Regions from separate parts of the Homo sapiens genome. Here all the other regions are linked to region 3. A link is a loop called in an ENCODE intact Hi-C map of the cell type or tissue named here. Cell type or tissue: chondrocyte. All regions are shown on one strand.

The links. A loop is a pair of places that touch in the nucleus more often than their neighbours do. Peaks named below come from ENCODE experiments on the same cell type or tissue, not always from the same donor. Only the 100,000 strongest peaks of a DNase experiment are listed, where the experiment ranks them.
Region 1: a loop joins it to region 3, with 2.2 times the contacts of the local background. A loop is called at or near these places in 3 of 110 quality-filtered maps.
Region 2: it touches region 3 in a loop (5-fold over the local background); 10 of 110 quality-filtered maps call a loop at or near these places.

What each region holds. Positions count from the first base shown.
Region 1 is chr10:28,117,821-28,125,820 of GRCh38, forward strand. MPP7 (MAGUK p55 scaffold protein 7) reads right to left here. Exons shown (of 17, transcript NM_001318170.2): 7 at 7,190-7,271; 8 at 6,211-6,296; 9 at 2,774-2,848; 10 at 2,374-2,570; 11 at 1,831-1,895. Among named protein-coding and RNA genes, the nearest start is that of SNORD130, 48 kb to the left of the region's middle. RefSeq lists an enhancer at 1,375-2,574. In chondrocyte, no CTCF peak of the experiment used is centred here; no DNase peak of the experiment used is centred here.
Region 2 is chr10:27,554,840-27,562,839 of GRCh38, forward strand. No RefSeq gene overlaps it. Among named protein-coding and RNA genes, the nearest start is that of LINC02680, 7.3 kb to the right of the region's middle. In chondrocyte, CTCF peaks have their summits at 3,640 and 3,897 (motif pointing right); no DNase peak of the experiment used is centred here.
Region 3 is chr10:27,738,962-27,746,961 of GRCh38, forward strand. MKX (mohawk homeobox) reads right to left here and starts at 6,858. Exons shown (of 7, transcript NM_173576.3): 1 at 6,746-6,858; 2 at 4,267-4,536; 3 at 2,384-2,543. The coding sequence starts at 4,454. It overlaps MKX-AS1 (MKX antisense RNA 1), which reads left to right and starts at 5,654. Exons shown (of 2, transcript NR_121652.1): 1 at 5,654-5,987. RefSeq lists silencers at 3,239-3,458, 3,529-3,648 and enhancers at 3,929-3,998, 6,349-6,939. In chondrocyte, CTCF peaks have their summits at 3,308, 3,517, 5,693 and 6,808; DNase peaks (open chromatin) are centred at 4,420, 5,670, 6,400, 6,990 and 4 weaker places.

The sequences.
Region 1 (8,000 bases), 380 kb after region 3:
TTATGATTTAATAAGGATAATTTTGACCAGATTTATTTGAAAATAAATAACATATATAAAAACAAACAATGCATCTCTCAGTGAATCAAACTCTAGTTTAATAAGAGAGACAGAGAGAGAGGAGAAAGAAAGAGAGGAGGACCAGCAAACATTTCTGAATGGTATTCAAGAGGCAGAAAAAGCAAAAACAAAAACAAAAAAAAACAAAATTAGTCAAATGAGGACATTTCAGTAAAGATAAATGCTAGAATAAATATTTATCAGATCCAAATATTGAAGTATTAACATAAAAAAGAAATCATGCAAATCAACATACAAAAGGACTCCGTTACAATTAATACTTCTACATACACACACAAACAAACACACATACCCCCACACACACCTCACCTTCCTATGCATCTATATAGAAACCAGTTTGAAAGAGCTATTAAAAAGCAAAATATCCCTTTTGTATAGTTCTTTTAAAGAAATACATATACACTTATCAAAAATTTTCAATCAATGAAAATTTATAATAATATCAAACTGTACATTTCTAAGTTGCCTAGGACTGAAAAAGAGTTGAGTATGGATCCAGATTCGAGTATAATTACATTTATTTCATCTTTAAGTGACACATTATCTTATCCCACATATGCCAAATATATTAGAAATGTGTAAGCCTCCTATTTAAAAATCCCTTTGAGAGCCAGTCAGGCAAGGAGCCTCAAAGCTCCTTTCTGTTAGTGAGTTGGCCAGTGAAAAGTCATCACGCTTAAGAACAGTGCAATATTCTCACGAAAGCTTTAAGTTTTCTGATGTCAGAAGACTTGTAGCATTCTGTGACAAGGGTTTTTTTCCTTGTGCCTAGACTTAATGTAGCAAGGACAAGCAGGCTTTTGAATGAGTGCTCCACTTTAAGCATTTGCCTGCTTGTGAGATTTATACTCGACTACAGTTTGGCTCCCTTCTAATGTGATTCCTGGGCTATATGCTTCTGCAAACTGACAGAAATCACAGGAGATGTGAAAAATGCAACAATACTAAAAACAGATGTTGGTGTAAAATTCCAGGGCCATTTATTTGGTCATTTCGCTGTTTAATGTACAGTTTCTATGCTAAAAACAAAGGGTTGGTTTTTTCCTCTTAAAATACCTAGAACCATGAAACATCTAGGCGAGGTGGAACAGGGAATTTATGGGATGCAGACTTGAAGAGCTGGGTGGTGGGAAATAAAGAAAAGCTGACAGAAGATTAGGCTGAAAGAGAAAAAAAAGTATTTAAATGCACACTAAGTTTTTCAGTAGTCATACGGTAGCCATCCTTTGTCTTTCTCTCATTTTCTTTTAATCTAGTCTGGTAATAACTCCAAAGGGATAGGCTAAAGGTCAGAAGTATTATGATCTGGGGATAAGAAAGGAATTAAGAACAATTGGTCTTGAGCACAATTGCTTTTGTACCCAAGAAAATGGTAGATTTTTTTTCTCCCTAATCTTTACCAAGAAATACCTAACCCAAACTTCCTGGCTTTGAAGAAGGAAGAGCTGTATTTTAGGTGACATTTAATAAAATAACTATATTTGGAAATCAAAGACAGTAGTAGTAGTAGTCACTTTCTTAAAGAGTGAGTCATGGATTTATTATTAACAACCTCAACCACCCCTTTCCTCAAAAGATTCATGTTAATATTCCAAATATGAATCTCATATTTGTTTGTTCCTGAGAACTGATGATCCCAAAGTTATTGCTAGGGTAATAGGACCCTTTGTTCTGCCATGAGCACCTGCTTTAATAGTCAAAAATAAACATCAGGGTTTGGTTTCTCTGCATTCTTATTAACAAACTTACATGATTTCCTGTTGGAAACTTTCAGGGGCTGAACCAATATTTCTGGTCGTCTCAAAGCCAATCTCCTGGGAGAAAGAAGGTCAACATACCTATCAATTTTCAGCACAGGTCCGAGGTGAATACAATATCAAAATATTTAGTCTTAAGAAAAAACTTAAAGGTTAGAGAAAAAAATGAATGTAATGCAATAGATTCAAATTAAGAAACAAATCGCCCACTTTCAAATTTTTGTAAATTATCTTCCCTCCCTCCAAAACCACTGGTCTTTTTTTTTTCCACCTTTCATATCAACATGGTTTCAAGATATTAATGTGCTATTTTCCATTTGCTTCATAACAAAAATCTAATATGACCCAGTACTGTCATATTATTTTTGGTCATTCATCATACTTAGTTAGACAAAACAGAAATCCAAACCCACAGGATAAAAAATTCTAAGGCAAGGTTTTATAGCATATTTTATCACATCAATGCCAGAATGATATTTTGCAGAGAACAAAAGGTCAGCTGGAGAAAAGCCATTATTATGTACCAGCAGCTCACCTTTCCTGGAAATGCTTTGAGGGGATCAAGCCTGCCCTGGGGTTGGCATCAGCTTCGTGTTTCGCTTGCCACCAAGTTGCATCATCTTGGCTCATAATCTGAAGAATATCTCCCTTTTTGAAAGAAAGCCCAGCTTCCTTACATGGAATTGCCTTATCCTCATTAGGATTATAGTCAAAGAGGGCTTTGATAAACATCTGGAAGAAAAGTTTCATTAAAGATGAATAAAGATAAAAAATAAATGTGAAATGGCCTATATTCTCCTAACTCCGACTCCAAACATAGTAATTTTAAAACTGGAATATTGAAAGAAATGTGTTGTGACAAAGTGGATATGTGTTGGATGGAAAAACATGACTTCCCTCCCACGCACGAAGAAATGTTTTTAAGCAATAATTACCTTGCCTTCTTTTGATGGTGTCTCCTCTTTGCTGCCGGGTATAATCTTAAATGTAATTGCTCCCTGAGACTGAGCCTGGTAACAGATAAAACAAGGAGTTATAAGAAAACCAGACCCAAGGAAGAATAAGGTAAAATAGGTAGAAAGTGAAATGCATCTGAAAATTTACAAGCTTGGGGCTTCTACTCTTAGATAGACTAAACGGAGGAAACTATTTTTGTAGAAATTCCTGTAATGTGAGAAAGAAAGCTCTGAAGTTTGTAGAATAAGTTAAAAAACATTAACTCCTAAATCCACTTTTACTTCCTGTGTACTTTTAAGCTGTCAAGTAAATACATTCCCATCCAAGTTTCTTCGAAATAGAAACACACAAAATATGCACAACACCTTAAATAAACACAGTATTCAATGACTAGAACAGATAATGTATAAAGGTCTGGGTGCAGTGGCTCGTGTCTGTAATTCCAGTGTTTTGGGAGGCAAGGTGGCAGGATCACCCAAGCCCAGGAGTTCAAGACCAGCAATATAGCAAAACCCCTGTCTCTACAAAAAAAATTTTAAAAATTAGCCAAGCGTGGTGATGAAGCTAAGGCCTCTTGAGCCCAGGAGTTCAAGGCTGCGGTGAGCTGTGATCGCACCACTGCACTCCAGCCTAGGTGACAGAGCAAGAAGCTTTTTTTTTTTTTTTTAAAGAATAATGTACAAGGTTCATACAGTTACATTTAAGTATCAGCATCCATGTTTTGGGGGACAAAACACCTATAATGTCAGTAGTGCAGTTACAAATACATGATTCAATTAGTGGCAATGCCCATCAGAAAAAAAAAATAAAGAACATTCATATCTATTGTATTCTGGTGAGCGAGTAAAATATCCAACGTAATAGATTAATTGAAAGATGAAAAGACTGAGTATCTATTCTAACTTCATTAAAATAAGTACCAGCACCCACAAGTTTTTGTTATCTCAGATAGGATTTCTCTTTAAATATAGTCTCATGTCATTCTCTGTCTCTCTCTTTTTACCATGTATTGTAGCCATATTTAATTATTTATGCCATTATTTCATAAGATATGTTACTCCTGCTAATTTGTAAGCTCCATAAAAGCACTAAATACTTGGCACATTTGAAAGATATGAAAGGAAGGGGGGTAGGGCAAGACATATCTCTGAGTCTCACTATCTGTGGTGCACTGGTAAACCAGGACTCCATTTATTTAAAAAAAAAAAAAGGCTCTGATGTGTACTGTCTGTCAATTTCCATGGTATAAATACTTTCACTATAGTCAATTTCAATTCACCAGCATGAAGTTGCTGAAAGCTGAGTTGGGAAATGGTGCATCACACAGTCAGCTCTGGGCCGAGCCTTAAGAAGGCAGCTCTAGTGCAACACAGCAAGTTAAGTAAAATGGGATTCTGATAGTTTAAATAATAGAATTTTATAAAGGGTTGATTTATTTCAAAATGGTAATATCATTGCTATTGCTTATTGTAGAAGGCGCTCACAAATCTTATAAAGAATTCTCATACTGTAATACTGAATTACATTGGTAGAGAGAAAACAAAAGTCTTTTCTATAATCTCCTCTTATTTTTCTAGTTTGTGTCTGTGTGTTTTTTTTTAAATGGATCTATGGTCCTTACAACAGTGTCATTTAATAAGGACTCAATTGTTATTACTATTACTGCTGAGCCATATAGGTCTATCTCTCGTGATTGCCTCACAATAATCTAGCATATGGATGAATGATTATTTGATCAACGCAACTTTCTTGGTAGTTTCCGAATATTTTTGAAAAATTTTGTTTATACACATTTACCAAATTATTGCTTGAGGATTAATTTCCAACTAAAGGGTATGCACATTTAAAATTTTGATAGTTTCAGATCTCAAAAAGTTCTACTAATAATTTATCCCATCCCCAAATCATATAAATATACCTATTTTCCTATACCCTGACCAACTCTAGGCATTATCAAGCTTTCCAATCTCATATCCTGAAAATGCTTTGAGGGGATCAAGCCTGCCCTGGGCTTGGCATCACCTTCGTGTCTCCAGACATCTATGTTTTCTTTTGTAAAGTATTTGTCCATATGCACTGCTGATTTTTCTGTAAATGTTTTTCTTATTGATTTTTATCATCTCTATATATTTTGAAACATTAGCCTTTTATTATATATACTGAAAATATTTTTCATACAATCTCATTTGTCTTTGATGTTTCTTTATGGCACCTTTTTTCTATAAAGAAAGTTTTGAATTCTAGTAGACACATCTGTTATTTTTCTATTTGACTTTCATATCAAGGTTAAAAAGTCTTTTTCTACCTTATAATTATAGAAATTGTATATTACCTTTTATTGTGCAATTTTTGTTTTTTTTGCACTTATTTAATTTGTTGGGAATTTATTTTTATGTATTGTGTAAAACAAGGATTGACCTTATTTTTTCTGCGCCATTAACCTGATACCATCTATGAAATGTTCCACTGTTTTCCCACTGATTTAAAATGCCACCTTAACCATATACTAAATTTTCATATATACAGAGATCTGTTTTTGAGACACACTCAAACCTCTTCTAGTTGGTATAGGTTTCCAGTATGTTTTCACATATAAAAGAGAGTTTCCCTTCCTTTTATCTTACAAATGAACTTTAGAATTAATATTTCCAAGGCATAAAATAATTTTATTCAAGTGTCAGATTTCAAAAGACATCTAAATTAGTTTGACTAATTTGTATTGCTATGATCTATAGCATGGAATGTGACTGTGTCAATGGGAGGAAGACAAAGATAAATGCATCACCAGCCACAGTGTAGATGCCATCTGCTAAGTATAGACTTGGGACAGGGACAGGTACTAAATTCTTTTTTTTTTTTTTTTTTTTTTTTGAGACAAAGTCTTGCTATGACGCCCAGGCTGGAGTGCAGTGGTGTGATCTCGACTCACTGCAACCTCCATCTCCTGGGTTCAAGCGATTCTCCTGCCTCAGCCTCCCAAGTAGCTAGGACTACAGGTGACTGCCACCACGTGCAGCTAATTTTGTTTTGTATTTTTAGTAGAGACGGGTTTCACCATGTTGGCCAGGCTGGTCTTAAGCTCCTGACCTCAGGTGATCCACCTGTCTCAGCCTCCCAAAGTGCTGGGATTACAGATATAAGCCACCACACTCGGCCCTAAAACTCTTTATATATACTATCTCATTTAATCCTCAAAACACTCCAGATGGATAGTTACCTCTTATTCTCATTTTGCAAATGAAAACACTGAGGCATGAATAGATTAAGATATTTTCCAAGAACACACAGGGATTAAGTGTTCGAACCCTGCACTGCTTAATACAAATCCTGTCTATGTCAAACCAAGTCTAAAAGTCTGAAATACAGTGATTCGATTTTATTTTTATTGTACCTTTAAAAGAAATTTACAGCTTACCAAAATCTGTATTATTTCCTCAGGCCTTTTATCCTCCACTGGTATCCCGTTGACTTCCCTAAGTTCATCACCAACATGAATAAGACCTGAGAAATAGGAGATTTGGTAAATTAGCAGTGTTACCCACAACCAAAACTGTAATTTGCAGCTGTTTCCATAAGTAAAGCATTGTTAGGTTCCCTTAATACACTTAACGAATGGAAAGGAGACCTTCACACATCTCAGGTTTCAGCCTCTATGCCTCTCCATAGCAGTGACTCAAAAACCACAACATAGTAATGCTGGCCAAGAAATGGTAACAGGAGCTTGGTCTTTGTCTAGAAATGCACATTACTGATATCTTATACTAATATACTAATAAAATAATTTTTATTTATCTTAAAGGCTGCATGCTCTTAGCAGTACTTTTCAATTGAGAAATACAGAAGAAACAAGATTTTTTTTTTTTTTTTTTTTTTTTTTTGAGACGGAGTCTCGCTCTGTCACCCAGGCTGGAGTGCAGTGGCACAATCTCGGCTCACCGCAACCTCCGCCTCCCAGGTTCACACCATTCTCCTGCCTCAGCCTTGCAAGTAGCTGATACTACAGGTGCCCGCCACCACACTTGACTAATTTTTTTTTTTTTTGTATTTTTAGTAGAGACAGGGTTTCACCGTGTTAGCCAGGATGGTATTGATCTCCTGACCTCGTGATCCACCCGCCTTGGCCTCCAAAAGTGCTGGGATTACAGGCGTGAGCCACCACGCCCGGCCCACAAGTTTTAAGATAGCTTTGGATGCTTGTGTACAAGAAGACCATAGAGTAATGTTTATCTATCATTTATTTAAATAGGCTCTCACATTTCAACACAGAGAAAAATATCTTATTACTTGTTCTGCTGTATTAGATCCAAAGATGGTTATCCTCTTAGTTATCTACTGGAAATGCTACACACGAAACACGTGATTAGTCTGTACTTGGTTAACATTTAAAGTCTCACCACTTCTATCTGCAGCTCCTCCTCTCATGATTCTGGCCACAATGATCGCCCCGGTCTGTTCATCCTTCTTAATGGTAGCTCCCTTTTAAGACAAAAACAAAAAGCATTTGTGGGTAAATGTGTGTACTAGGTGTTAGAAAAGGAGGAAATAAGGACATTCATCTGAAAAAAGAGAAAACAACTACAAAAACGAAAAAAAAGAAATGAGGCAGGAAAAATAGACATCATGCCATTTGTCTTAGAATGTCTATTCTCATGACTAAATAGAGGAAATTCTATCTACATAGCATCAAAGGGTTTCAGCCCAATTTAAGGATTTTTGAAATCTTCAACCTCTTCAAAACTGTGTAAAATAAACATACCTTCTTTCCATTATAAAAATACCTTGTATTTCAATGCTGTTTGGTTTTTATCCTTTTAAAGCAATTCTTCATTCATTTCATCCTTATAGTACCGCATCAAGAAAGTGGAATAGTGACAATTACACTAATAGACAAAAGATTCTATATGTTAAAAAACTAAAACCCAGATCATTTGACTTTTAGTTAGTTCAGTGATCCTTCTATCACCCTCAGTTATCATAGTAAAAAAATAAAAATTTAAAAATTAAAAAAAACTTGGGCGATAATTATAAAGAAAAAGAAAAAAGTTAAAACCCAGAAATTAGTTATATTTGTTGCCTAAGTCTAAGACAAATGATTAGAAGAAAGAGCTCTTACTCCATGGTTTTAGTGAACTAGGATTGTAACTAGTACAAATAGAACTAAGTATTGGCATAAGATTAGGAAACAGTCTCAAAAAGAAGCCAAAA
Region 2 (8,000 bases), 180 kb before region 3:
TCAATATCCTTGATTTTTCATTCTCTATGATTTTCTTTTGATTTATCGTAATTTTTAGAAAGTTCATTAGTTGGCTTACTTCATTTATTGTTAGTTTTTCTTTTTAGTAATAGAAGCATTTAAGATATTTCCTACTGTAGTATAGAGTTTACCTATGCCTAGATATTTTTATATCAAGTATTCTTTTTATTCGTAATATCGGTGTTTTTTTGTTTTTTGTTTTTTTGAGACAGGGTCTCACTCTGTTGTTTAGGCTGAATGCAATGGCACAATTATGGCTCACTACAGCCTCTACCTTCCGGGCTCAAGTGATCTCCCATCTCAGCCTCCCGAATAGCTGGGCTTACAGTCTTGTGCCACCACACCTGGCTAATTTTTAATTTTTTGTAGAGATGAGGTTTCACCATGTTGTCCAGGCTGGTTTCAAACTCCTGGTCCTAAGCAATCCTCCTGCCTTGACCTCCCAAAGTGCTGGGATTCCAAACATGAGCCATCTTGCCCAGACTGTAATATCAGTTTTAAGTACCTCTTTGGATAGGAACTATTTTGAAGAGTATGCCTTAATTTCATATTATTCTGCCTTTAGGCTATTATTTTCCTTCTTGTTGTAAACTTCTAGTTTATAATCCAATTATGGTTAGAAAACGTGAGACAAAATCTCTCTATTTTTTGAAATTCATTAAGGTTTTCTTCGTGGCCAAGAATTCAGTTTGTTTTTTTTTTTCTGACTGGCTTGTTAATATTTTGTGATTACTTATTTTAGACTTATAGTTGGATAATACAGCGCGGCTAAGGGCAAGACCAGTTCATTGGACATGCTGGTCTATAAAACCGCCTGACTCTGATTCGAAGCTGCAATGATGTTGGAGTATGTTGGGTAGCCCAGTTTGTGGCATCTAAAATTTTTCGAAGTAATAGAGAGGTGTGATATGAAGAAGGAGTGAAAAGTACTTAGCATTCAAGTTGGAGAAGATGACGACCAGGAAGAAATACGATAACAGAAAGAAAAAACACTGTTATTTACTGTTTTGTAAGTGCTAGGTCCCATGCTTGGCTTTTACTCCTATTAATCATTTAAACCTTCGCAAAAGTCCAGTGAGTAAGTGTGACAGTTTTTATTTTACAGAGACGGAAACAGGAATTTAGAAAGATTAAAGAACTTTTCCAAGGTCACAAAGCTAACAAATAGAGTTGGAATTTTGTCTGAATTTTTTTTTTTTTTTTTTTTGGGTGGGACGGAGTCTCGCTCTGTCACCCAGGCTGGAGTGCAGTGGTGCAATCTCAGCTCACTATAACCTCCACCTCCCGGGTTCAAGCAATTCTTCTGCCTCAGCCTTCTGAGTAGCTGGGACTACAGGTGCCCACCACCACCCCCCGCTAATTTTTGTATTTTTAGTAGAGATGGGGTTTTGCCATGTTGGCCAGGCTGGTCTCGAACTCCTGACCTCAGGTGATCCACCCGCCTCGGTCTCCCAAAGTGCTGGGATTCCAGGTGTGAGCCACCGCGCCCGGCCTTGACTGATTTTTAAAGCTACTTCATACATATAAGAAGTTTAATTTATAGGATTTGTGGAATACAACGTTTTATACAGATATGCGTATTAAGTAAAACACAGATTATTCACATCTTCTATAACATTGTAACTTTGTGTACTTTGTCAAATTCTGAAAGAGTTGTATTAAGGTTATTATCATGACAGATGATTTTATCACATTCTTATAGTTTTGGAATTTTTAGCTTTATGTTATTTAGTTCATGAAGAAATACAATGTGTATATTCTTTATCATTGCATCTTTTGCCACTACATAATATTCCCTCTTTTCCTTGTTTAATTAGTTTCAGCCTTGAATTGTGTCTAATACGATAATCTTACAATCATGTCTTTTTTATTTCATTTTTAATAAAATTTTCATCTTTATAAAAGAATATAGGTTACGTAGATACATTGTAAAGAGTAATATGATAAACACCCATTGAAGTCCTACTGTGTGTGTCTGTGTGTGTGTGTGCGCATCTATGCACATTTATGTGGTATAACCTATTATTTTATAACTTATTTTTGGAGGTTCCTTAAGTTTCTATGTAAACTCACCGTGGTGAAGAAATTGAAAGCAGACATTTTACTTTCAGATTTTCTCTTCCAACTTTCTAAATATTTGAAGGACATGTGAAATACAAATATGGAAATTCAGATTTGTTTTTAAACTTTACTAAGATTTGTTGAAGTGTGAGCCCAGAGTACAGAGCTGGGGTGGGATCAAAAGTAGGCGAACAAATTTGTAAATAACTTGCTTTTATCTACAAATTTCCTGGGGGACAGTAGTACCTGCTTAAAGCATTAAAAACAAACAAACAAAAACCATGGAAATGCCAAAACTCACCAAGTTTCAAATGATGAAGATGCGATTATTAGAAATCCCATTCTGTCTCCAGTGAAGAATATCATTCATAAAAATTACATTTTACACTTTGAGGTAATTTTTTCTAGATCAAAATCCACACAATGGCACTTCTACAAAAACACCCAACACGGTTTTTCTCTGCGAGTAAGATATAAAAGCTCCTTGGAAATGAATTTATAATTTTATTTTAGTTCTTGCGCTTGCCCATGTCTTCTTCTTCATTATTTTGAAGAATTGAGACAAGGTCTCACTTTTGTCGGCCAGGCTGGAGTGCAATGGCACAATCATAGCTCACTGCAGCCTTGACCTCCCGCATTTTTTTTTTTTTTTTTTTTGTAGAGCCGAGGTCTTGCTATGTTGCCCAGAATGATATTGAACTCCCAGCCTTAAGGGATTCTCCCACCTTGGACTTCTCAAGTGTTGGTATTACAGGCATGAAACACTGCACCAAGCTAGAAATACTTGCCCATTTCTATTGCTCGGGTCACGTGGCTTAAGATAGAACTTGAAAGTTGAGAGACGGCGGAGCGTGGTGGCTCACCCCTGTAATCCTGCACTTTGGGAGGCCGACGCGGGCAGATCCTTGAGGTCAGGAGTTTGAGACCAGCCTGGCCAACATGGCGAAACCCCGTCTCTACTAAAAATACAAAAATTAGCCGGGCGTAGTGGCGTGCGCCTGTAGTCCCAGCTACTCCGGAGGCTGAGGCAGGAGAATCGCTTGAACTCGGGAAGCGGAGGTTGCGGTGACCTGAGATCGCGCCACTGCACTCCCGCCTGGGCGACAGAGCGATACACCGTCTCAAACAAACAAACAAAACAAAAAAAAGTTGAGAGACAATAATACAAAAAACAAGAAGGAAAGATCTTTTGATTTTCAGTGAGGATGTTGCAGGGAAGGTGGAAAAGGAGCATCAAGACCCTTTTAAATTTTGTTATTCTCTAAATTTTGCAATTTAGCTATTAGCTTTGTAAAGTGTACATTCAGGGCAGAATTGTAGCCTGTCGGTGTTAGGTTATTTCTCTGCAGTCAGTTTGTGGAACATAATTTGACTGATGATAGATCTAAATCCACGCAGTAATCACTCAAAATGAGATGATATTTATTTCATATGCATGTGCTATATAATACTATGGTTATCAAAAATTGAATTAGGAGAATTGCGCCCAACGAGAATGGGCTTGTCTATGTGAGATTCATGTGGTTGTTATGCTTTCTTTTTAATAGTCCAACAAAAGAGAAAAGGCAAGATATAAATGAGTGATTCCGGAATCCATGCACCTAGAAAATGATTGTTTTGTCTATCTAGATTGGTTTTCTTTTGCATGTGAATTTCCAATTGTTCCAGCAACATTTGTTGAAAAGACTTTCTTTGCTTCATTGCATTACCTTTATTTTGACAAAGATCATTTGGCTATTAGAAACCCACGCGCTTGGAAAATGAGATCTCTCAGTTCTCCATGAGGTGGCAGCAGCTCCTCAGTAACATGAGAGACCCTGTGGTGAAGGTCAAGTTCAAAGACGCCTTAGGCACTGTCCAGCTGAGAATTTTCACAGGCTGTACTTTCTTTGGCCAGGTTTCCTCTGTGACTTTGTTTCTTTTATTTTCTTTTTGAGAAAATTCAGCAACAAATCACCTTTTGATTATATCTGGGCCTTCCTGTTGTAAGATGGACTGCTTATACTGGTCAACAGACAGATTTCACAGCAGTCCTGGGGCCAAATTATAGTTTAGCAGCCACAGAGATTGACTTAGCTGGAGGTGGAGGACATGGAAGCATAACCGATCTTGCAATTTTGGAGGAGAGAATTGCTTCCTTTCTATAGCATACATTTATCTTTTTATAGAGAAGTTTTAGGGGGTTGAGTAGAGGCATTACAGATAAAATGAGGATGCTACCAGTGTTTTATAAAACTGAGCCAATTTAGGGTTTTAAGATTACTTATTTATATATTTTTATATTTTTCCTTTAAAACCATTTTAGAGATTATACTGTGTTTCCTTTTGTGAGAGAGAAAACTGTTTTCTGGAAGCACTCAGTTAAAATAAAGAATTTAAAATTGCGCTTCATTTTCCATCAAACTTTTAAAACTAAATTGTTTGATGATTTTGACTCTAATATATTGAATACATTTAATTCTAATAGGCTTCCTTCTCCAAATGTTTCAAATTATAAGACAATCCTTTCATTGTATTCTTCATCAGAACCTGGCACTGTCCCTCTTTCTCTGCCTTTCTTTGCTTAAATTACGCTATTCTGGATGAGTAATGATAGACATACTTGATCTAAGTATATGTCTGTAATGTTAAAGTCATTTTTAGAACGTTCAGAAGCCCTTTTTCTGCTAACATTCTTTTTTTTTTTTTTTTTTTGAGACGGAGTCTTGCTCTTTCACCAGGCTGCAGTGCAGTGGCGCGATCTCAGCTCACTGCCACCTCTGCCTCCCGGGTTCAAGCGGTTCTCCTGCCTCAGCCTCCCGAGTAGCTGGGACTACAGGTGTGCGCCACCACTCCCAGCTAATTTTTGTGTTTTTAGTCGAGACAGGGTTTCACCATGTTGGCCAGGATGGTCTCAATCTCTTGACCTACTGATCCGCCTGCCTCGCCTCCCAAAGTGCTGGGATTACAGGCATGAGCCACCGTGCCTGGCCTCTGCTAACATTATTGATCACACTTACCACTTCAAAAATCTTGGTTCTAGTGATAGTCTACATTTTTATTGTTGTTGTTTCTATTTTCTTAATTTTTCTCCTAGAGTGATTAATTCCATTCTGTACTTTTTCACAAATAGACTGTTTTTAGAGTAGTTTCTTGTTTACAGCAAAATTGATCAGGAAGAACAGAATTCCCATATATCCTCTGCCATCACACATGCACAGCCTCTCCATTATCAACAACCTACACCAGAGAAGTGCCTTTGTTACCATCAATGAACCTATAGAGATGCGTGATTATCAACAAAGTCCATAGTTTACATTAGAGTTCACTCTCGGTGTTGTACATTCTGTGAGTTTTGACAAGTGTTCAATGACATGTATCTACCATTGTGGTATCATACAGAGTAGTTTTACTGCCCTAAAATTCTCTGTGGGCTGGGCGTGGTGGCTCACGCCTGTAATCCCAGAACTTTGGGAGGCTGAGGCAGGCAGATCACCCGAGGTCAGGAGTTCGAAACCAGCCTGACCAACAAGGTGAAACCCTGTCTCTACTAAAGATACAAAATTAGCCGGGCATGGTGGTGGGGGCCTGTAATCCCAGCTACTCAGGAGGCTGAGGCAGGAGAATCGCTTGAACCCAGGAGGCAGAGGTTTCAGTGAGCTGAGATTGTGCCATTGCAGTCCAGCCAGGGCAACAAGAATGAAACTCCATCTCAAAAAAAAAATTATCTGTGTCTATTCATCCCACCCTCTCCTTTAAGACCTGGCAATCACTGATTATATATATATATATATATATATATATATATATGTGTATATATATATATATATATATGTGTATATATATATATGTGTGTGTGTGTGTGTGTGTGTGTATATATATATATATATATATATATATATATATATATATATATATATGTATATATATATTTTTTTGAGACAGAGTCTTGCTCTGTCACCAGGCTGAAGTGCAGTGGCAAGATCTCGGCTCACTACAACCTCCGCCTCCCAGGTTCAAGCCATTCTCCTACCTCAGTGTCCTGAGTAGCTGGGACTACAGGCATACCCCACCACGCCTGGCTAATTTTTGTTTTTTTTTTTTTTTTTGGTAGAGGCAGGGTTTCACCAGGTTGGCCAGGATGCCTTCGATCTCCTGACCTCATGATCCGCCCACCTTGGCCTCCCAAAGTGCTGGGATTATAGGCATGAGCCACCATGCCTGGCCAATCACTGATATTTTTATCATATCCATAGTTTTGCCTTTTCCTGAATGTTGTATAATTGAAATCATTACAATATGTAGGATTTTCAGATTGGCTTATTTCACTTAGTAATATGCACTAAGTTTCCCCCATGTCTTTTAGTGACTTAAATCATTCACTTCTATTTTAGCACTGAAGAACATTTTATTCTCTGTCTATACCCATTTGTATTTCTGCTCATCTACTGAGGGACATCTTATTTGCTTCCAAGTTTTGGCAATCATAAATAAAGCTGTCATGAACTTGTGCATACAGGTTTTTGCATGGATGTAAGTTCTCAATTCATTTGGGAGAATCCCTGAGACTGCCAAGCTTTTACAAAGTGGCTTTTTGCATGCCCACTAGCAATGAATGCTAATTCCAGTTGCTTCACATCCTCACCAGCATATGATGTTGTCAGCATTTTGGGTTTTGGCAATTCAAATAGATGTGTCGTGTTAGCTTGTTGTTGTTTTAATTTGCAATTCTCTAGTGACATATGTTGTTGAGCATCTTTTTATATGCTTATTTACCATTCTTGTGTCTTCTTTGGTGAGTCGTCAGTTAAAGTCTTTTTTAGTTGGGTTATTTGCCTTCTTATTGTTGAGTTTTAAGAGTTCTTTGTGTATTTTGAATAACAGTTCTTTATCTGATAATGTCTTTTGCAAATATTATTTCCCAATCTGTAGCTTTTCTTTTTATTCTATTGACTTGTCTTCTGCAGAGAAGAAAATTTAATTTTAATGAAGTCCAGCTTACCAATTATTTCTTTCATGGATCATGCCTTAGGTATTGAATTTATAAAGTCGTCGCCATCCCAAGGTCATCTAGGTTTTCCCCTGTATTAGCTTCTAGAAGTTTTATAGTTTTGCATTTTACATTTAGGTTTATAATCCATTTTCAGTTAAGTTAGTTAGGGGTGTTATGTCTATCTAGATTGACTTTCTTTTGCATGTGGATTTCCAATTGTTCCAGCAACATTTCTTGAAAAGACTTTCTTTGCTTCATTGTATTGCCTTTATTCTTTTGTCAAAGATCAAAGTCTTCAAGTCAGATAGTGGCCATCCTCTGACTTTGTTCTTCAATATTGAGAAGGCCCTTCTGGGTCTTTTGCCTTTGGGATTTTGGAATTGTATTAGATTTATAGATCAAGTTAGAAAAACTGACATTTTGAAACCATTAATTTTTTTGTATCCATGAACATGGAATATCTCTCCATTTATTTTGTTCTTTGATTTCTTTCACAGAATTCTGTAGTTTCTCTCATATAGATATTATACAGATTTTGTTAGATTTACAGCTAAGTATTTCATTTTTGGTGGTGCTAATGTGAGTAATAATGTGTTTTTAATTTCAAATTCCACATGTTCCTTGCTGTTATATAGGAAAATGGTTGATATTTGGAAGGCAGCTCTGCTCACCACTATACCACTGAGACATGATTGACATTTGTATGTTAGCCTGTATCCTGTAACCTTGCTATAATTTCTTATTAGTTCTAGGCGGTTTTTTTTTTGTCAATTCATTCAGATTTTCTACATATACAATCATGTCATCTGAAAACAACCATAGTTTTATTTCTTCTTTCTCAATCTGTATACATTTTATTTCCTTTTCTGGTCTCATTGTATTAACTAGGACTACCAGTATGATGTTGAAAAGGAGTAGTGAGAGGAGAGCCTTACCTTTTTCATGA
Region 3 (8,000 bases):
TATATATCAGCAGGCACACTCAATACCAAGCAAAAACAGAGTTATGTCAACAGAGGAGACAGAATCTAGGAACATAGCAGTTTTAACAAATCGTATGTGGACATATCACAGGAATATGAGACTTTCATTATTAGAGGAGGAAGCATTAACATCTACTCATTACTCCTTGATAAGTTCCATATCCTGCAATAATACAAACCCCAATCACATACCATTTTATACTATTCCACAATAAAGCTGTTTATATTTTGAGAGTACAGAGTGTATTTCTATAGCATTTGAACAATGATCAGCCATAGGATCAGCCATAAGATCCGTTGGTAATTCTATACATTTTTATTTTTTCCATTTATCACTTTAAAGTTTCAGAAACTAGCTTCATTAATAATAAAATTTGAAATCATTATACAGTTGTCATTTATTATTATAAAAATTATCTTACCCCACTTAAAATTACATATTTCTGTGCATTTTTATTTTCTGAGCACTAGTGTAAGAGAAAAAAAGTGTTTTGAATGAAAATTTCATGTAAAGCATATTTTAAAAATGTAATAGCCTTACCAAGATCTAAATGTAAAAAGCATTTTTATTTGTATTTGAACTATCATTACAGGTGGCAAATAATTTAAAATTATAACTACTTGTATTGCAGCTCAACAAAAACCACTACATAAGAAAGTTTAAATGGCTCTCCTAATGACAAATGCTACTTCATAATTTAAAAATGTCCTAAAATATGTCATCAATGTTCTTTTGTTTTCTGTATGAAAGAATAGTCTCTATTAAATATGAAGCTCTATAATCAGCCAAAATAACCTAGTGTTTCATTGCTGACATCACTGTGAAATATTCAGATAACTCTATAAATTAGTGTATTTTAAAAATAAGTAGCATACTTATTTAAACTGAAATTTTAACATAGGTTATTTATTTTCATAAGTCAGGTTTTTCTGACTGGAATAATTTATTTCAAAACTACTTTGGTACATTGCTAAAAGATTCATAGTTTTATGTTAAACAGATATTAAGCCAAGAACACTAAATTAATTTTCCCCTCCACTGCTGCAGCAAATCACTATTAATACCATTGCCTGATAATATGAAAGAAAACAGATGTTTTTGTATATAATTATATTCTGAAAATAAGCAGAAATTACGTATTCTAGTATTGATAGCCTGACAATAAGTCAACTTTCATGCCTTGTCAAACTTTCCAGTAATTCCTAAAGGGAAATTTTAAATACTCTGGAAAGCAATCTTTATTTTATCCACTAGTTCCTTTTTCCTTTTTGGAGTTCCTGCTTACTGTAAATTTAGCGGAATGGCCAAATTTTCACAATCAGGTAATGCTACCGCAATGTGCAAAACTTTTCACCTGATGTAGCCCCTCCTCCTCTTCTTTCTGAATAAATTTGCCTATTTGCATGTAAAAAAGTTCAAGCCACCGTATTTATTTTAAAAAATTGTGACATGACGGGAAGAGCATTTGGTCTGGAATTATTTATTTCCAGGCCTGTCTTTTACTGACACAACTGCCCCAAGTCTTGATTATGTCAAGTGTAAAATTCTGATAGTAACTGCCTACAACATCGTGGTTTTGTGAACAGTAAGATTCAGTTTTGAAAAGCTAGTCAAATGTAAAGTAACGTTGTTCACCAGAGAACACACAAACTTTGCACCATTTCTCTACACTTGGCAAAGTAACCCAACCATCTGAAATCTGCCTCCTCTCCTTAAGCCCAGCAGAAAAGCATCAGGAGCAAAATGCTGTGGATTGCAGCTAATGTTTAGGATGCTTCCTATTAAAAAATAATAATAAATAAGTGTGTGTGGGGGGTTGTTGATCCAAACATCATTTCTTGTCTTTCTATCCCCTACTCCTAGCTGTCAGTAATGGTAATTTTGAAAGTTACTCTGTACCTGAGCTTTAATACTGGGCCTTAATATGGAGCGTCACACTGCGTGGTTCTCAAAGTGGGGTTCCTCCCTAGCCTCTGCTTCAGTAACACCTGGGGCCTTGTAAGAGATGCAAATGATGGTCTCACCCCAGACCTGCTGAATCCGAAACTCGGAGGTGGGGCCTAGCGATTCGTGTTTTAAGCTCTCCAGGCGATTCTGATGCTCACTAATGTTGAACCTTCTCGTAAGTCTGCAGTTTACTTTTCACTTCCCTACCTGACAGCGCATCCTGCATTCTTTCCTGCACGGAGCATCTGCACTGAACTGAGGGATGAGGGTGAGAGGTAATTCAGAAACTCCCACAGCTCGGCTCCATCCCTCTCCAGGTAGAAGCGCCACGTGGAGAGCCACACGAACTCTAAGCGTTCCCGCTCTTCAGCCCCTCGCGGGAAAACGGATCAGGGTGTTAATGGGTCCTGATTACCTGCACTAGCGTCATCTGCGAGCCGAGGGCCAAGAGTATCTTCTCGGTCTTGGTGGGGTACGGGTTGTCACGGTGCTTGTAAAGCCACTGCTTGAGGGGTCGCGCCATGTCTTGCAGGGCCTGCCGCTTGTGCCTCACCTTCCCGCCATTCTGCCGGGCGCTGGGACATGGGGAGAGGAGGCGGCCCTGGTGAGCGACGCGTTTGCCCGCCCGGACGCTCCACGCCCCGGCCAAGCCCGGGCCCCGCATCCAAACTGCGCATTCCTGCCTTGCGCCCCTGCTTTGCGCGCGCCCAGAGTGTTTGGGAGAGGCAGGAAGTGGGAGCCACACAGTTTCTGGATGGGGAGATCATTTCGATAGGTTTATCTTGAATAGGGGGATACCTTGAACCCAATACCCCAAGGTTAGAGGTTTAGAAGACGAAGGTCAAGTGATTTGAAGAATACTGCTATTCCAGTCGCGTATCTGGGCAGCGGGGCTAACTGCTACCCTTCCCTCACCCGCTGGCGCCGCACCCTCGAGTGGCCCTGGCCTGGCAGGCCTGGCAGGGTATGCGGCTGGCTCTCGAAACTTCCCTCGGGGATCTCTTGTCTGCTCCCAGAGGCTTTCCGTCGCTTGTGGTCAGGGGAAAGGTCGCCGACTGGACATAGGGAATAAAGCAAAGGAGCATTGCCGCCCCGGCTCTCTTTAAGCTATTTCCTTTGATCTTTTAGGAAAAGGGGGAAACTTTCTAAAGGAGTTGGTGGTTTGTGGAGGAAAGCTGCAGAACCCAAAAACACCGTCGGGCCGTTTCCCGACTAAGGGAGGGTTAAAAGTACGGCAAGCTCTGTCCCATCATGTAAGGTAAAAAGACCTCAGGAAAAGCACATTCAAAGGGGGAGGAGGCAGAGGCAGCCAGGAGCCTGGAGCGTGGCCTGGGGCGCTGCGCTCCCTCACGGGTCCGGGAGGTGTCGCGCGCGGCCGCCAGCGAGCCCAGCCGCTCCCCGAGGCTTGCGCGCCTGCGCCGGAGCCTCCTGGGTTTCTGCCTCTTTAAACACTTTGAAATGCAATTCCACCCGAAACGACTGGTAGTAACATTTTGACGAAACCGAATCTCTGTTTTACTAAGCAGCGACGCCGCAGAACAAGCAGCTGATGCAATCGTTCAGGTGGAGGCGGCTAGGACGGCCGCCCCTCCCCGGCGGGGCGCCCGGGGAGCCGCCGGATCGGGCCAGGCAGAGCCTGCCCTCCACTCACCGGCAGTCTGAGCAGCTGGCCCACCCGCAAGCTACCGCCCCCCCCAGCATACCCCTCACCCCGCTAAACTCAAACCCGGCCCCGCAGGCCCGGGGCCTCCCCCTCCGGGTTCGCCGCGGGCCCAGCCGAGCCGCGCTCACGCCCGGGACTCCCTGGCGGGAGGCGACCTTCCCGACTCCTTGGGCCAGGCGAGCCGCGGGGCTCTGGCGAGGGGCTCGAGTGACCGAAGAGAAGTCCGCGGAGCCTGAGCCTGGACTCCCCGACTGCTCGGCTTCGCCTGTTTCTCTGCACCGAGCTCAGTCCTTTTTCCTCGCCCTCAGCCGCGCACCGGCACCCACAGTCCGGAGAGGGGCAAATAACCCCCAACTCCGAGGTCCAGGCAGCGGAGGGCCGAGGGGCAGCTCCTGGCGCCCTTAGTCTCCACCAAGCTCTTTGGAGCTGCCCCGACGAATTGATCCCTCATGTTTTAAGATAGGAGCCCCTTAACATGAGAATGCGCGAGCCCTGGAGGGGCAGACCTGCACTCCCAGGGAACTCCGGGCCCTTTCCCGTCCACCCGCCCGCGTTGCCACGGGACCCCGTCACAGCTCACCACCCCCACCCCTCCGGGCCGCAGGCGGGCAGGGCCCCCAGGGGAGTGCGCATACCCGGTCCTCCGGTGTCTCAGGCCGAGGTTGTCCTTGAGGGGCGGGCCGTCGGGAATGCCCACCTCGGGGCGGGCGTGAGGACTGTCCAGGACACCGCTGTAGGGCCGGCCACCCCGCTCCCGCTCCGAGGCGCCTCCGTCCTCAAACAGCACCGCACCGCTGAGCTTGTTGAAGACGATGGTGTTCATGGTGTCGGTTGGTAGGGACGCGCGGCGCGGCCGCAGAGCCTCGGGGCTGGGCCGCCGGGAGCTCCGCAGCGGGGCTCGGCTTCTAGGAGAGGAAGGTGCATCTCGTTACTTACTGGCTGAGAGTGCTCAGACCCCTGCAGGTTCAGGGCCTTGAACTTGGCCGGGTCGCCGGGCTGCGGAGCCGAGGGGAGGAGCGGCGCCGCCGCAACTGGCAGGGACCCTGCGGCTCTCCCCAGTTGGCTACACGCCCCCGCCCCTGCAGGTTCCCCGGACAGGTACCTGCCCTCTTCCTTGCCTGGGCGATCGATCCCCCCAATCCCTTCACTCCCCAGAACTACAACCGGGAATCATTCACCCGCAGAGGCAAAGGAAACGAATTCCCAAACGAGCCTCTGGGTTTCAGTTTGAATCTGGGAGAGGCATACTCCGGACTGCGGAGCGCGACCGGCGTGAGGCCGCGCGTGGTTCTTCAATCACAGCAGAAGACTAAAGCCTCTAGGAACCCCAACTCGGGGCGTCAGGAGGGGTTGGATGGAAGGGAAGATTTGGGGTAATGTGCCAACCGTATCCACAAGACCCCCCAGCTCATGAGTCCCAGGCCATACCGGGATTTGGGGGATTTTCGTGTTTTCTAGATCGTGGATGGTTTGGTTGAAACCCCCGCATCTTCTGTCCGCCAAGGTCCCCCGGGGTGAGGTTGGGTTCAAGGACAGGAAAAAGTTAAGTGGCGTCAGGACGAAAGCACCACTTCTCCCCCTTCTCTCCCAGAATCTTCCTATCATCCCCCAACGCGCCCCGGGAAGTGCATGGTCCTAAGGTCCAAGGCGCCAGGACCCAGGTCCCCAGAGCCCTCAATCAGTGCCATTCTCTTCCGCAGCGCGGGTGTCAGCCGCGAGCTCGTAGCCCCTCGACACCCGCCTCTCTCTGGGGTCTCCGGGGACCCTTTCAGAGGCTGTAAAGGTGTCAGAAGCCCAAGGCAGGAGGCAGCTTGGTCGGCGCACCTCCCGGGCCACTGCTGCCACTGTCGGGGAGAGCCAGCAGCTCACCTCTGGGGTCGCGGAGGCCCTGAGCCTCTGCCTGCCGCGCACCGGCGTCAGGAGCAAGTCCGCGCGGCCGCGGAGCCGCAGAGTTACAGCCCCAAGGCGCGCGGCGGACTTCGCCCGCCCCATCTCCTCGCCTCGCGCCTCGGGACAGCTCCCGTTTCCTCCGAGCGGCCTCAGCTTCGCTGCCAGCGCCCCCTTTGCCCGTCCAGCCGCGGCATGGGCTGCTACTCCACTAACACACGCGCGCGCGCATACACACACACACACACACACACACACACACACACCCTTTGCCTCGCCAAGCGCCCACACTCGCCAACGCCCCCGCCCCGCCCTTCGGCCACCGCAGCAGAGGCCACGCGTGACATTTAGGACCACGCGTGACCACCGCGATCAAACGACGGCTACGGTCTGTGTTCGTAGGGAAGTGAAGTCAGACCTCTGCTGGATGTCGTGTGTCCCCTAGGACTGCGTCCTCCCGCGCAGACAGGTACGTGCCTGGGGTGTGCACATAGCCTCGGTGATAAGTGTCAAAGAGAATTTTCGTGCTTGCAGCCCCTGTTCTACAGTCAAGACTCGCGTTGGTGTTTTCTTTTAAAATCATGCCCTTAGGGATGTGTGTTCATGCTGCTTTATTTGTACAAGACACCCTTCCCCGGCCCGGCCTTCTCCGAGCCACCCCAGCGCGTCCTCCTAGATGCGACGACGTGTTTTTCCTAGCGAAGTCATCACGAGGTTAGCCACCTCGGACACTTCCCCGGCAGCCCCAAGCCCACGCAGAGATCGCAGACACAGACACCCGGCGCGCTGTAGGTCTGCAGGCAGCAGGCTCAGAGGCAAGCGATGGCAAAGGTCCGAGCGCTGTCCTGTCGCAAGGGGTCCGGGGGCGTGTGAACCACACTTGCTGACCCTCCCAGGACTCCCGCGCGCGGCCACCCGCGCCTCTTCTCAAATCACTTACCCCGATTCACTCCAGACTGTGGCCGGGGAGGTCACTCCCTGCAGAAGTGTCCCCCTCCCCCAACGCCGGCGAATAATTTTAAAGCAAAGGAGGCGCGGCCAGGTGGGCTCCCAAGCTCCGCGCAGACCCTTGGGCCAGCCTTGGCCGCTACCCGAGCGCCTCTCCACCAGACCTTGGAGGGAAGTTGGGGGAAGGGCGGGAGAGCACCGGCGCCCAGGGCGCAGGGGCCAGAGCGAGCCTGGCGTTCCGCCGCAGCCGGCTGAGACTCGGCGACGCGGGGGCTGTACCTGTGGCTGCGGGGCCGACGGCCGGCTGCAGGGCGGCTGGCTCTCCCGCCTCGAGACTAGGCGCACTCCCATCCCCGCCGCATGTTCTCCACGCGGGCTCCAGCGCGCTCACCACCGCCACCGCCGTCGTCTCGGCTTTATTTACCCAGCCCGGCGCGCGCCGCCCGGGAACAGGAATAGCGAGGCCTTCTCATGTTTCCTGACTGCCGGTCCCAGCCGGCGAACATCCTGCGGGCGCGGTATCCACGTTCCCGGGCGGGTGGAGAGGAAGCGTCCGCGCCCGCCCGGCCGCGGGGGCTGCTGTTAACCCCTAGCAGAGGAGCCGCTGCCGGGGAGCCCCGGGCCCGCCGAGTCCTCCGGAGCCGGGCGCGGCTCCCAGATCCGCCGGCCTTGCAGTCGTGGAGCAGACGGGGCTTTTCCCTTCGCACTTTAGGAGAGAAATTGGAGAAGCTGCCGGGAGCGCTCGGCTCCGGCTCCAGAAGCTGAGAGGCTGCGGTGCAAATCCCGTGTCTTAGCTGGCCCGATTGCCGGAAATTTCACTGCGCGTGGCTAGGCGGGAGAGGCCACTGTGACGCGCCCTGTATTTTCCTCTCGATTAGCTGGAGGGAAGTTAGAGCTCCGTTTTGCACCTACAGCCCTGGAGCGTATTGCGGGAAGTGCTAGTGCCCAGGAGCCTCTTTTCTGATGTCACTGGGCTTCTGGGGTCCTAGTTGTCTCAGTCAAAGCCAGGCACACATTCACCTCCGGGGCAAGGGCTGGTGAGGCTGCCCTCGCCGCTGGGTATAGGGATGGGGGAAAGCAAGGATGGGATGAGTTCAGCCCAGGTGGCCAACCCGCGGTGGCCCAAGTGCAGAAGAGGAAGCGCGCCCAAAGCCAAGGATCTGCACGCAGCAAAGGAGATGGAACTTAGAAGAATCACAAGCTGGGACACAGGGCAAAGAGAGAGAATGGCTACCAGATTCTCTGATTGATGATACTTTGCTTCCTAACATTACCGCAAATATAAGTAGCGAAAGCGGCGGTTTAGGTGCAACTGCAAGCTCAGAGCTTCTGGCAGCCCAGAAGATCCCCAAGGTGCCAACACGAAGCTGCCTGCGCTCTCGCCGAAGGCCCTGTGGTCCTAGCGAACTTTCGCCCTTTTTAAAGAACAAACTTAGATTTCCCCCCACCAAGCTTAAAGAAATAGCGCCATTTGTCCTTTTCCCCTCTAAATGCGGCTGGCCAGAGCCGGGGCAGTGGCCCACCTTAGCATCTT